Regions from separate parts of the Homo sapiens genome. Here region 1 is linked to region 2. The links are chromatin contacts, found by Hi-C or POLR2A ChIA-PET in ENCODE. All regions are on one chromosome and are shown on one strand. The core of a region is the stretch at or near the end of the contact, and the rest is flanking DNA. Distances in the headings are between cores, read along the strand shown. Region 1 overlaps VWA8 (von Willebrand factor A domain containing 8). Region 2 overlaps LOC105370174 (a long non-coding RNA gene).

Region 1 (5,333 bases), core at 1,702-4,201, 86 kb before region 2:
TTTATAGAAAAGTTTGCCAACTCCTGGTTTGGAATACAAAAGCCAAAAAGATGGGCAGTCTACCTCTGCTTTCTACACTATTATATTCTCACTCTAAGATAATTTTTTTAAATGGAATCTCCTGAAATCAGAGGGAAGGAAAGGGGGAAAATAAAGGAGATACTGTCCAAAGCAATTTACAGATACAATGCTATTCCTGTCAAACTACCAATGTCATTTTTCACAAAATTAGGAAAAGCTATTTTACAATTTGTATGGAACCAAAAGAGAGCCTCAATAGTCAAAGCAATCCTCAATCCTTTCCCCATTGCTTTTTTTTTTGTTGGCTTTGTCAAAGATCAGATGGCTGTAGGTGTGTGGCTTTGTTTCTGGCTTCTCTCACATGTTCCATTGGTCTATGTATCTGTTTTTGTACCAGTACCATGTTGTTTTGGTTTCTGTTTATATTTATTACGCATTTTATGAGTGACAAAGCAAAATCCTCTGGTTGTAAGAATGAGAAGAATGAAGCTAAAGCAGTGTCCACACACCCCTTAAATATGCCTTATCAGACCCCACACCTTCACTCACATTGGCCCCTGCCTGGAATGCCCATACACACTCCTGTGTCTCTTCCTTTAAGGCTGCATGCCAATGTCTCCCTAAGCCCTCCTTGGATGCAGCCTGTCTACCCTCAGCAAAACACATCCCTCCCTCCTCGGCATCCCTATGCCTTGATCATGCTGTGATCTCTGACTTTGACATGTGTCAGAAGGGCAAGTTCCCCCAGAGCAGAGTGTATGTCCCACTTAGGCTGGCACCCCCAGCACCCACCTAGGAGCCTGACACCTGGTCAGATTTCAATAAATTCTTGATGAATCAGTAAATCAGTAAATGGATGTACAATTAATTTGGCTATTTAAAGCTTTTACGAGGTCCCTCAGAGGGATGATAAAACTGGAGAATCCTTTGGAGTTTTCCAGGCTGAGCCTTTTGTATCTGTAAATGAGCTCACTCTTCACTAGTGACTATTGCCTAGGTTGGCAAAGAATCAAATAGGGATCAATCCCACCCTGGTTCATGTTTCTACGCTTGTTAGTTTGTGGCTATGGAATAAACACCTCTGAGCCAGGTAGCCAAAACCAAGTTTGATTCCAAGTTCTATCCAGTGATCTTAGGCTATCATTTAACCTCTCTGAAGCTCCATTTCCCCATCTGTAAAATAGAACTGACTATAGCAGCTACCTCACAGGATTGTTGTAAAACCCAAATGAGATAACATGTTCAAGCATTTTGTGAACTGTAAAGTAGTATATAAGTATACAATATTATTATTTATGATAATAAATCTGTACAATAATAGAAAGATTATAGATTTCTCCTATTATCTATTATAGATTAAAGATTATATGGTGAACTAATTTTAAAATTTATAAAGAGCTACCGAATTAACTTTAAAATTTAGAAAACTTGTTGAGTATGTATAATGACCCTTTGAAGGGGAGGGGCTAATACTAGGTTCATAACTTAACGTAAATTACAATGAACAATCCAAGGAATTAGATTATTTCCCGTCCCAGCCAGCTTTGTAAAGGCACAACACGTGTTGCAGTGATCACTTAAATTTGTACCTAACTTGTGCAAGCTACCCCTGGTGGTGGAATGCTGCCCTTCTCAGAGTGAGGCTGAATGTGGGCCTAAAGTATCCAGCATATTTTCTTCCAACTCTGAAATTCTGTGGCTTAGGTCTTGTTACTAGAAGTGAATTCTGTTTCACCATTACCAGATATTATAAAGTTAGAGGTGCATTTCAGTAGAAAAAAATAACATTCTCCCCTCACCCCCCAGCAATAAACCTTTGGAAATGAAAAAACAATCAACTTGTGATGAATACTAACAGTACTAAACAAAAATGATCAATACTCAAAATACTAATGGAAAAATCTACTCTAATCAAAATGATTCACAAAGAAACACGAAGTAAAACTACCTCACCAGAAATACAGATAATATTATTATCTGCCTGACTATAATTCATATATTATTCATCTAATACAGCAAATAAACCTATTTATTCCTTTGCATTTTACTATAGGACATATTCTTGTCATTAAATAATTACTAGTGTTCATTTTACAATTATTAAAACTAGGAGGTTTGTAAAGAGTAAAACTTTAAAGTAGGAAAAGTTAAATATTTATTTTAGCTAACTGATATCTCATAATTCCTTTTGGTTTAAAATATTAATATTCCTTTTTTGTAATCATAATGAAATCTGTTTAAAGAAATCTACTGCCCTATGTTTTTGTTGTTGTTATTGTTGTTGAGACAGAGTGTCCCCCATCACCCAGGCTGGACTGCAGTGGCGCAATCTCAGCTCACTGCAACTCCGCCTCCCGGGTTCAAGTGATTCTCGTGCCTCAGCCTCCCAAGTAGCTGGGATTACAGGCACCCCCCCACCACGCCCAGCTACTTTTTGGATTTTTAGTAGAGACGAGGTTTCACCATGTTGGCCAAGCTGGTATCGAACTCCTGGCCTCATGTGATCCACCCGCCTTGGCCTCCCAAAATGCTGGGATTACAGGCATGAGCCACCGTACTCAGCCCCTATAAGTTTTAAATTCTTAGGCTAAATGGAAACCATTAGCCTAATATTTTAAACTATCTCTTAAAGCATTTCTTTATTCCTGAAGACTCTAAGCATAAATGATGCTGCTTATAATTTATGACATTAATTGCCTTTAGCAGTACCGTGCTTCTATGTGTTATTGTTGCTATTATGAAGGTAATTATAATTGTATGTCTCCTGAGAAGATGAAAAAGTTTTTGTAGGTCTGTATGTAAAGTATTTGAAGAAAAGATTATTTTACGGCCCCGTCAAAAGTAGCTTCAAGCAAGAGCTATTGTTCAGGACCTTTTATAGACATAGATGAAATTCCTTTTGCCATTTGAACAGTGTTTACATTCGGGAAAGTTCACAGTTAAGTCTTTGACATACTGTGAAAGGATCTTTTGTTCTCTACAAAAACATACTTCCTCATCCTTTGAGTCACCTTGTTTTTATTCCCTTGTTTACTTTTCTGGGGAAATAATGCCCACCTCCCAAGTAATGTCAAGGGAAGAACTATTTCAGAAATCTAAGTTGTTCTGTATGAGGAAAGAGGGCTTGGATTTTGGCAGAAAAAAATCAGAAATATTTTTAAAACCTGAACCAGATAAATAATGTAATCTCAAGCTTCCAAAAATTATTTGGGTAGGGTTTTTTCCAATGCTAAAAAAAGGAAATCTTTTTTTATCATCATTATTACCAGTGATCAGATTCAGGAAGTGTGAGACACTTTACTGAGGGGACTACCGACACCGTCCAAAGGCATTTTTCTATTGTGTTAGGAAAGCTCTCCTCTGCTAACTACGTTGATTCTCCAAGACATGCATCATTTAATATTTTCTCCTAGGTGGTGGGTTTTATGATGAGCTTAGGCTTTAGTCAGTCAGACTTGAATTCTTTTTTTTTTTCCTGAGACAAAGTCTCGCTCCTTCGCCCAGGCTAGAGTGCAGTGGTGCGATCTTGGCTCACTGCAACCTCTGCCTCCCGGGTTTAGGCGATTCTCCTGCTTCAGCCTCCTGAGTAGCTGGGATTACAGGCATGCGTCATGATACCAGCTAATTTTTGTATTTTTAGTAGAGAAAGGGTTTCACCATATTGGCCAATCTGGTCTCAAACTCCTGACCTCAAGTGATCCACCCACCTCGGCCTCCCAAAGTGCTAGGATTACAGGCATGAGCCACTGCACCTGGCCCAGACTTGAATTCTTTTAGCGATGTATATTTATCAGTAAATAATGTGACTGATTCTACTCATGGTTTCAAAGCTGATTTTGAAGGGAAAAAACCATTGCTGTTTTGTGTATCAGCATATGCCCAATGCTAGCACAGTGCCCTGAACTTACTGGACACTCAGTAAGCATTTGTCAAATGAATGAAATAAATATATATGCATTCAGAGTGACAATGTCAAATAACAACCTTTTAAAATTCTTTTTATTTTTTTCAAATAAGTCTTTTAAATGAACACATTCTAATGTATTTAAGAAAATCTTATTTGTTTGTAGATATGCTCTGTGTGTTAATGTAACTGTTCATTTATCCTTACCTAATATGCATAAGTGGAAGATTACTTGTAGTTTAGGGATTATATTCAAACCCTTCTTTAGTCACGCTAAACCTGACACATCCAGAAAATGTCTCCCAAAAGCTTCTGATCCTCATTTATATCCTAAGTTTTACCACAGGCAGGCCATCAAAGTCAGTGATCTTCATGTTCTGGGGCATTTCCATTGGAGCTCTTTTTTTCTGTGTAAATGATAAACAGAGATGTACTTTACTGCTACTGTTAGTAAAGCTGTGTGTGTAATATGTGAGGAAAAGGTAAGGTACTGAAGCCTGCCCATCACTGTTAAGTATTCTACATGTATCTCTCCATTTTCTCTTTGTAGCTTCCTATGTGATAGAATGATGATAGTCCCATTTTATAGATGAAGAAACAGATTTTCAAACAGATTACATAGTACACCCAATGTCCTGTGGCCAGTAAGTGACATTTTCAGACGTGAGCCACTAGGGCAAGCATTGAGTCTGCAGATCATGTTCAGGATTGTCTGGTATGATGCAGTTCAGACCATACATAAATACAGTATTTTACTAACCTTCTGAAAGATATGCTAGCCCTTTAATCTAATGTCTTATTTACTGATGTATACAGTGCTTTCTATAAATCTGATATATATTAAAAAGGAAAAATGCTTGCCTTTCAGGCATATTTCTTGCTTTCCTAAACCATGATATGCTTTATAAAACATTGAATTTTGTACTATCAAGAATACATTCATTGTTTATAGCCAGTGTAATGTAGTAAAAAAAAAATCTGATAAACCTGGGTTTTAGAAGGAGATGGACTGAGATTTCAATCCTGGCTCCTCCAATTAATAACTATGTGATAATGAGTATGTTGCTATACATCTCTAAGCCTTAGTTTCCTGTCCTGCAAAGTAGAAATAATACCTAATATGGAGAATTATGAATATCAGAAGTAGTATATTTAAAATGCCTAGACTGTAAACATCAGGGCACCGGCACGTGGTCGTCACTCATCATCATTACTCACTGAATGAATCCATGAATGAATTAATGATTCAGATTAGGTTCCATTGTTCAACCCTACACATAAAAATCAGGAAAATTTGGCCGGGCGTGGTGGCTCACACCTGTAATCCCAGCACTTTGGTAGGCAGAAGTGGGCAGTTCACTTGAGGTCAGGAGTTCTAGACCAGCCTGACCAACATGGGGAAACCCCT
Region 2 (5,238 bases), core at 1,969-4,468:
CCAGACATCCTCTGCAATTGCTATTTTTAAAAAAGCACAGTACTCCTGGCTTTTCTGATTTGTGAAGGGGAAGGATGATGGGGAAAGGGAATTGAGACTGAGAAGACGAAGAGCTTATTTTCACTTCTTGCAATACCTAAGAAGTATGTGCATTTATTATTAAATGTACTTAATTATAGACCACTCCAAGCTGTTCCCAGGCCCTTCTTAGGGCCAAGACATTATAATAAATGCATTGTGTGCCTCGGGGGGTTCCACTGAAAGGCATCTAACCCCTGTCTCCTTAGTAAGCACATGTAATGCTGAGAAGGTTCATTGTTACCCATGAGCAGCCAGGAGGAATGAATGCCGTGAATAGCTGCAGTATATGATGCATATTCCCCCTAGAATCCTCTGTGTGCCCGACAAAATGACCTCATCACAGATGGGGAGGCTCAGCACAGCCATAAGAAGTGGATCAGAGGGGGAGTACTTGAAGGGAACCCATCAGATGTTTGGAATGAATCACTTAATTCTTTATACTACACTCTTTCCTGTGAACTGTCAGAGGAGAAGAAATCCATCAATGCCAGCAAGATTTTCTCTAAACAAACTCCTGGGCTTTGAAAGCCGTTTGGAAGTGGTTTTCAGTAGACAGCATTGTCATTGTTCCTGAAAGACCAACCTTGGAGGCTTCCAGCCTCCCTCCACCTGGCTCCTTCTTGTGCCTGTCAGATCAGGCAAAATTAAGTTTCTAAGTGAATAAAGCTGGGAGAAACAGACAAGGGGAACAACAGGAATAGTGGCTTATTTGCTGCATTTCGATTTGTTTCCAATGACCACAATTGTAAGATACTCCACAAATTCTAAGCCAGCCTCTCCTGCCTGGACAACTTGTTTCTGGAATTGCATCTAAGGAATAATCAAATGTCGACTTATATTTAATACATCGTACATAGCTTTTTAATCTTATTAAGAAACAAAATGTCCACTTTTATCATTTTTTTCCAACCAGTAACATAAATGGCTTTGAAAAATACTTAAGTCCAATTTCTGGTCAGGATTATATCATAAGGTTCTTTTTCCTTTTTCTTTTTTTTTTTTTTTTTTTGAGATAGGGCCTTGCTCTGTCACTCAGGCTGGAATGCAGTGGCACAATCATAGCTCACTGAAGCCTCAACCTCGTGGGGTCAAGAGATCTTCCTGCCTTAACCTCCTGAGTAGGTGGAACTACTGGTTCATGCCACCATGCCCAGCTAATTTTTTTTTTTTTTTTTTTTGGTAGGGACGGGGTTTCACCATGTTGCTGAGGCTGGTCTCAAACTCCTAGCCTCAAGCAATCCTCCTACCTTGACCTCCCAAAGTGCTGGGATTACAAGTATGAGCCCCTGCACCCAGCCATGAAAACCTATTGCCTTTTCTTTACTCTTGTTCTAAGACTTACTATGGCAAAAGTACTACAGGTAATGGAAAGGAATTCCAATTCTCCAGCTTATCATGGGGAGTAATTGCAAACTTTAGGTAGAATTTGTCTGTGACCCTGCTCAGCTATTAAGTGCCTGTGTAAACTTGGGCTAATCACTTCTGGGTCTCAACTGAATTAAACCTACGATTTAAAGGGATTGGATGTGAAAATCCACTGCTCCATTATCTCAAACAGGAAATTGAGATAATTTACAAGAGCCACACACTTCAGTGCAACTTTTGTCTCCAAAACCCCACACATGCAAAAGATAACCTATCTCCTCAGTACACAGAGGATTTTGGCACCTATATCAACTGCCTTAAAATAATGTTACTGACTGAATATGCATACTAAAATTTATATAAACATCATTAAAATGGAACAAAGGAGGCTTTCCCTCGTCAGCTGAAAGGATTATTTCTGTTTGATAGTTATTTACAAGATTTCTGCCTATTGTCTCATGCTTTGCACTTGGCTGTCTTAAGATAAAATTACATGTCTGCTGATGGGCACATTGAAAATCAAAAAGGATCAGGAATTGGAAAACTACTGCGTGCCAAGAGCTGACCTTTGTTCTGCAGCTGAACAATGAGTAATTGTGTGTGTGTGTGTGTGTGTGTGTGTGTGTGTTTGTGTGTGTAACTGTTAAATCCTGTAAACAAAATTTCCTCCAGAGAGTAAAAAATGCTTGCCAAGCAAACATCTCAAGTTGAGGATGACATGACAACTCTTTTTTGAGACTTAAGCACTGCCTGGGGCTTTTGCCTTCAGAGACCGCATCTGTTCTTGCATGGTGGTGCACGTTGGCTTTGGAATACCAAGACTACATAATTTTAAAATCAAGTGGTGTTTGTGGTATTTGGCCACGCAGAGCAAAGTATAACATTCTTTTAAAGTGGTTTGCATCCTGGGGGTGGGAAGAACGTCATGTTCTGCTGTAAGAAATCTCACCAAGGGGACATGTAAACTCGGAGCGTCAGCTACTTCTCAAGATTCCCCTCTTCTGCAGGTGCCAGAGACTTGGAGTCTTCCCTCTTTTCCAAAGGCTTCAGTGGAAGTACTTTGGGGCTGCTAGCTCCTTCCCTGAAGGAACAACCAGAGTGTGTGAATAAATTCAGACTCCAAAGATGGTGAGTGTGACCACAGAGGAGTTTCAGAATATAAGAATGTATTAATATGAAATGCAGCTCTGAAGCATTAAGTCATGGTAGCTGGGGTTTGACCTGGAAATGGAAGAGAACAGTGTCTCTCTGAACATCCTAAAGCAAGTTTGCTCCTTACGCAGGCCAGAATACGGCAAGAAAATCATGAGCCTGTCAAGAGTACTCTGTGTAATTGGTCTCATGACATCATGGCTGTACATGAAGCCTTACTGATTGAAACTTGAAGAAAAATAAGTATATTTACTCAGAGGGGACATTAAAGTTGGATTTTTCAAGTGCAATGTGTTTATATTAATAAATACTGCTGCTAATTTAACGAGACTGACCGTTTGTTTACTCCAGCACTAATTAAGTCTTTCATCATCAGGACTCCAGAAATAGAGTGAGTCTCGACAAAGCTAGCTGATCCATTTCCTTTTACAAAAGATTTTATGGCCCATATGAAATTCAGGCCTAAAAATGGCCTAGAAAGGAACACTTGCAGCCCCAACAGAAATCAAATAGCAAAGCTGGGGAAGCAGCCTGATTGACTTGCCTCCTAGGGGTGGCTCCTACAGAGCCTGAGGCTGCTGGGGAATCCAAGGGCCTCTGCAACAAGCGGATGCTCAGATCAAGGGTGTTACACACAAAAGAAGAGCAGATGACAGGGGCTACTGGGGAAGGCCAGGGTTGAGTTAATGGATCCATGGGTTGAATAATAAAATTGTCTATTTGGCAGTTGGCAAAGAGAGAATATTTAACTGAAAAGTTTCCTTCAGGGCTCCAGTGTTGGAACAGCTATTTTCAAGGCTGATAGAATATGCATGTCCATCCATTGCAGGCTCAAGTACAAAGATTTGATATTAAATATGTAGTGCCAGAACTGAAGAATCTCTTTTTGCATGACCTTTCGTGGTGACTGGAAGAAACGGGTATACTCTGCAGAGGTGGAAGATTGTAGCAGCTCCACAAAACCGCATGAAAGCAGATATTCAGTCACTTGGCTGGAATGCAGCTCCACACAGCTGGCCTGGCGCCGTGCCCCGCAGCATCTGAAGTCTATCTGTACAGTGGTGTTTCCCTGCAAAAGGGGCTTCTCTTTTCAACTACAAGTTGCCCTGACGGGCTACCATCATGCACCCCTTGGTCCAAATTCTTTCATTCCCATGCTTTCCTCCTAACCCCCACTGGTAGGAAGGTCCTTAGACAGAGGGCCTGTGATGGGTTGAGGAGATAGAATTGGCTGGGGGCATTTGCAGCTTGGAGCATTACTCAAGCAGAGAACCCAGACCTGGGACACAACGTGAGGGCAGGAGATATGGGAACCTTGGGTGACATTCTTGCCTTGGGCATATATTCTGCTGTCAGGCCTCCTGAGAGCACTCACTGAAGGCGGTGTTGGGTTTGGATGGCAGTGCCTTGGTTCTCCTTAGTCTTGTTTTTGCAGAGACACCCAGTTTTCCATTTGTATTTTTGCCTCCATCTTATAGAAGTGCTCTGCCTTTCTGACCTCTGGGTTATGGAGGCAGGCGCAGCATGCATGTTAGGGAGGTAATTTCCTAGCTGTGATGAAAGGCCTCTGGCCCAGAGGAAGGGCAAGGCCTTTGAAATTGGACATCTACTCCACAGCCTCTGGGCCATTATTTGATGATGTGAACAAATCAGCTTTTTTTTTTTTTTATTTCTAATTTGGGTTGCCAAGAAAACTCTTGCCCTGTACTGTGGGCCTTTAGGAAAACAATTTATACCAAGAGGCCACTACAGTTCTTGGGAGCCACTTCTCTTTCCTTGCAGAAACAGGGCCTGGGTCATGCCCCACTGTTCGGCACGACAAGACATGAGGAAGTTCTTGTGGAAAGCGCACTGGAATTCCTGAGCTCCAGCTGGGTAAGGACTTAAATGAGATCAGTGTGTGCCTGTCAAACTCAAAATCGAAATATATCCCTCCTGTTGAGTGTAAGTATTGAGTACATATCAGTGGAGCCTCCTCCACTAAGAAGTTTTCTAAAGTGCCTGTGATTCAGCCTTTAAGAAGAAGCTGTTGTGTAACAGTTTTTAAAAATCCTTGAGTATTATTTCCTTAGCACTAAAAAGACCAAGTGCCTCTGAAAAAATGAACGTGGCCTTCTAAAAACAAAAAATAAAAACAGCTCTTTTTTCTCTTTAAGATGGTTCTCTTCGGGTACAGTGGCTCATGCCTGTAATCCCAACAATTTGGGAGGCCGAGGCGTGAGGAACACTTGAGCCCAGGAGTTCAAGGCCAGCCTGAGCAACACTGGGAGATCCCATCTCAACGAAAAATTTTTAAAAATTAGCTGGGCATGCTGGCCTGTTCCCTCTCCCCAAACCCAGGGAGAACCCTGACTCAGTTAGGCACTCAGCTCCCAAAAGAACTGGTCCCTTTAGTCAGTTCCTTCTCGGGGGAGTCTTAGAGGCTAAGCCTAGGCAGCCATGTTTTGGCATATGCAAGGAGAATAATTAAAAATATTACTATTATTACATAAAATAATAGCAATAGCTAACTCTTACCTAGCACTTCCCATGCGCCAGGCACTTCCTGAACACTTTACATGGATAAACTCATTATATCCTCACAGCTCCTTCAGACAGGGACTGTTCTTATTCCCATTGTATTTGAAAAGCAAAGAAAAC

Evidence for each region. A loop is a pair of places that touch in the nucleus more often than their neighbours do. ChIA-PET counts read pairs that join two places held with the same protein, here RNA polymerase II (POLR2A). Pooled maps may share reads with other maps.
Region 1: a loop to region 2 is called in a map of endothelial cell of umbilical vein, with 2.3 times the contacts of the local background. The contact joins two enhancer-like sites. A Hi-C loop is called at or near these places in 7 of 168 maps with a recorded cell type or tissue (HepG2, IMR-90, ascending aorta and 3 more) and 9 of 50 pooled maps. POLR2A ChIA-PET finds 5 or more read pairs at or near these places in 10 of 52 experiments (AG04449, AG04450, CD8-positive, alpha-beta T cell and 7 more).

What each region holds. Positions count from the first base shown.
Region 1 is chr13:41,646,154-41,651,486 of GRCh38, reverse strand. All of the region lies in intron 37 of VWA8 (von Willebrand factor A domain containing 8), which reads left to right. Among named protein-coding and RNA genes, the nearest start is that of MIR5006, 80 kb to the right of the region's middle. RefSeq lists a cis regulatory region at 2,936-2,947 and an enhancer at 2,869-3,013. Within about 2 kb of position 2,951, at least 4 of the 41 ENCODE cell types and tissues checked have a DNase peak (open chromatin) inside an H3K27ac peak, as active enhancers do; they include endothelial cell of umbilical vein, where a contact is called at or near this core.
Region 2 is chr13:41,560,636-41,565,873 of GRCh38, reverse strand. It overlaps LOC105370174 (a long non-coding RNA gene), which reads right to left. Exons shown (of 3, transcript XR_941901.2): 3 at 1,783-2,527. Among named protein-coding and RNA genes, the nearest start is that of MIR5006, 5.1 kb to the left of the region's middle. Within about 2 kb of position 3,218, at least 7 of the 41 ENCODE cell types and tissues checked have a DNase peak (open chromatin) inside an H3K27ac peak, as active enhancers do; they include endothelial cell of umbilical vein, where a contact is called at or near this core.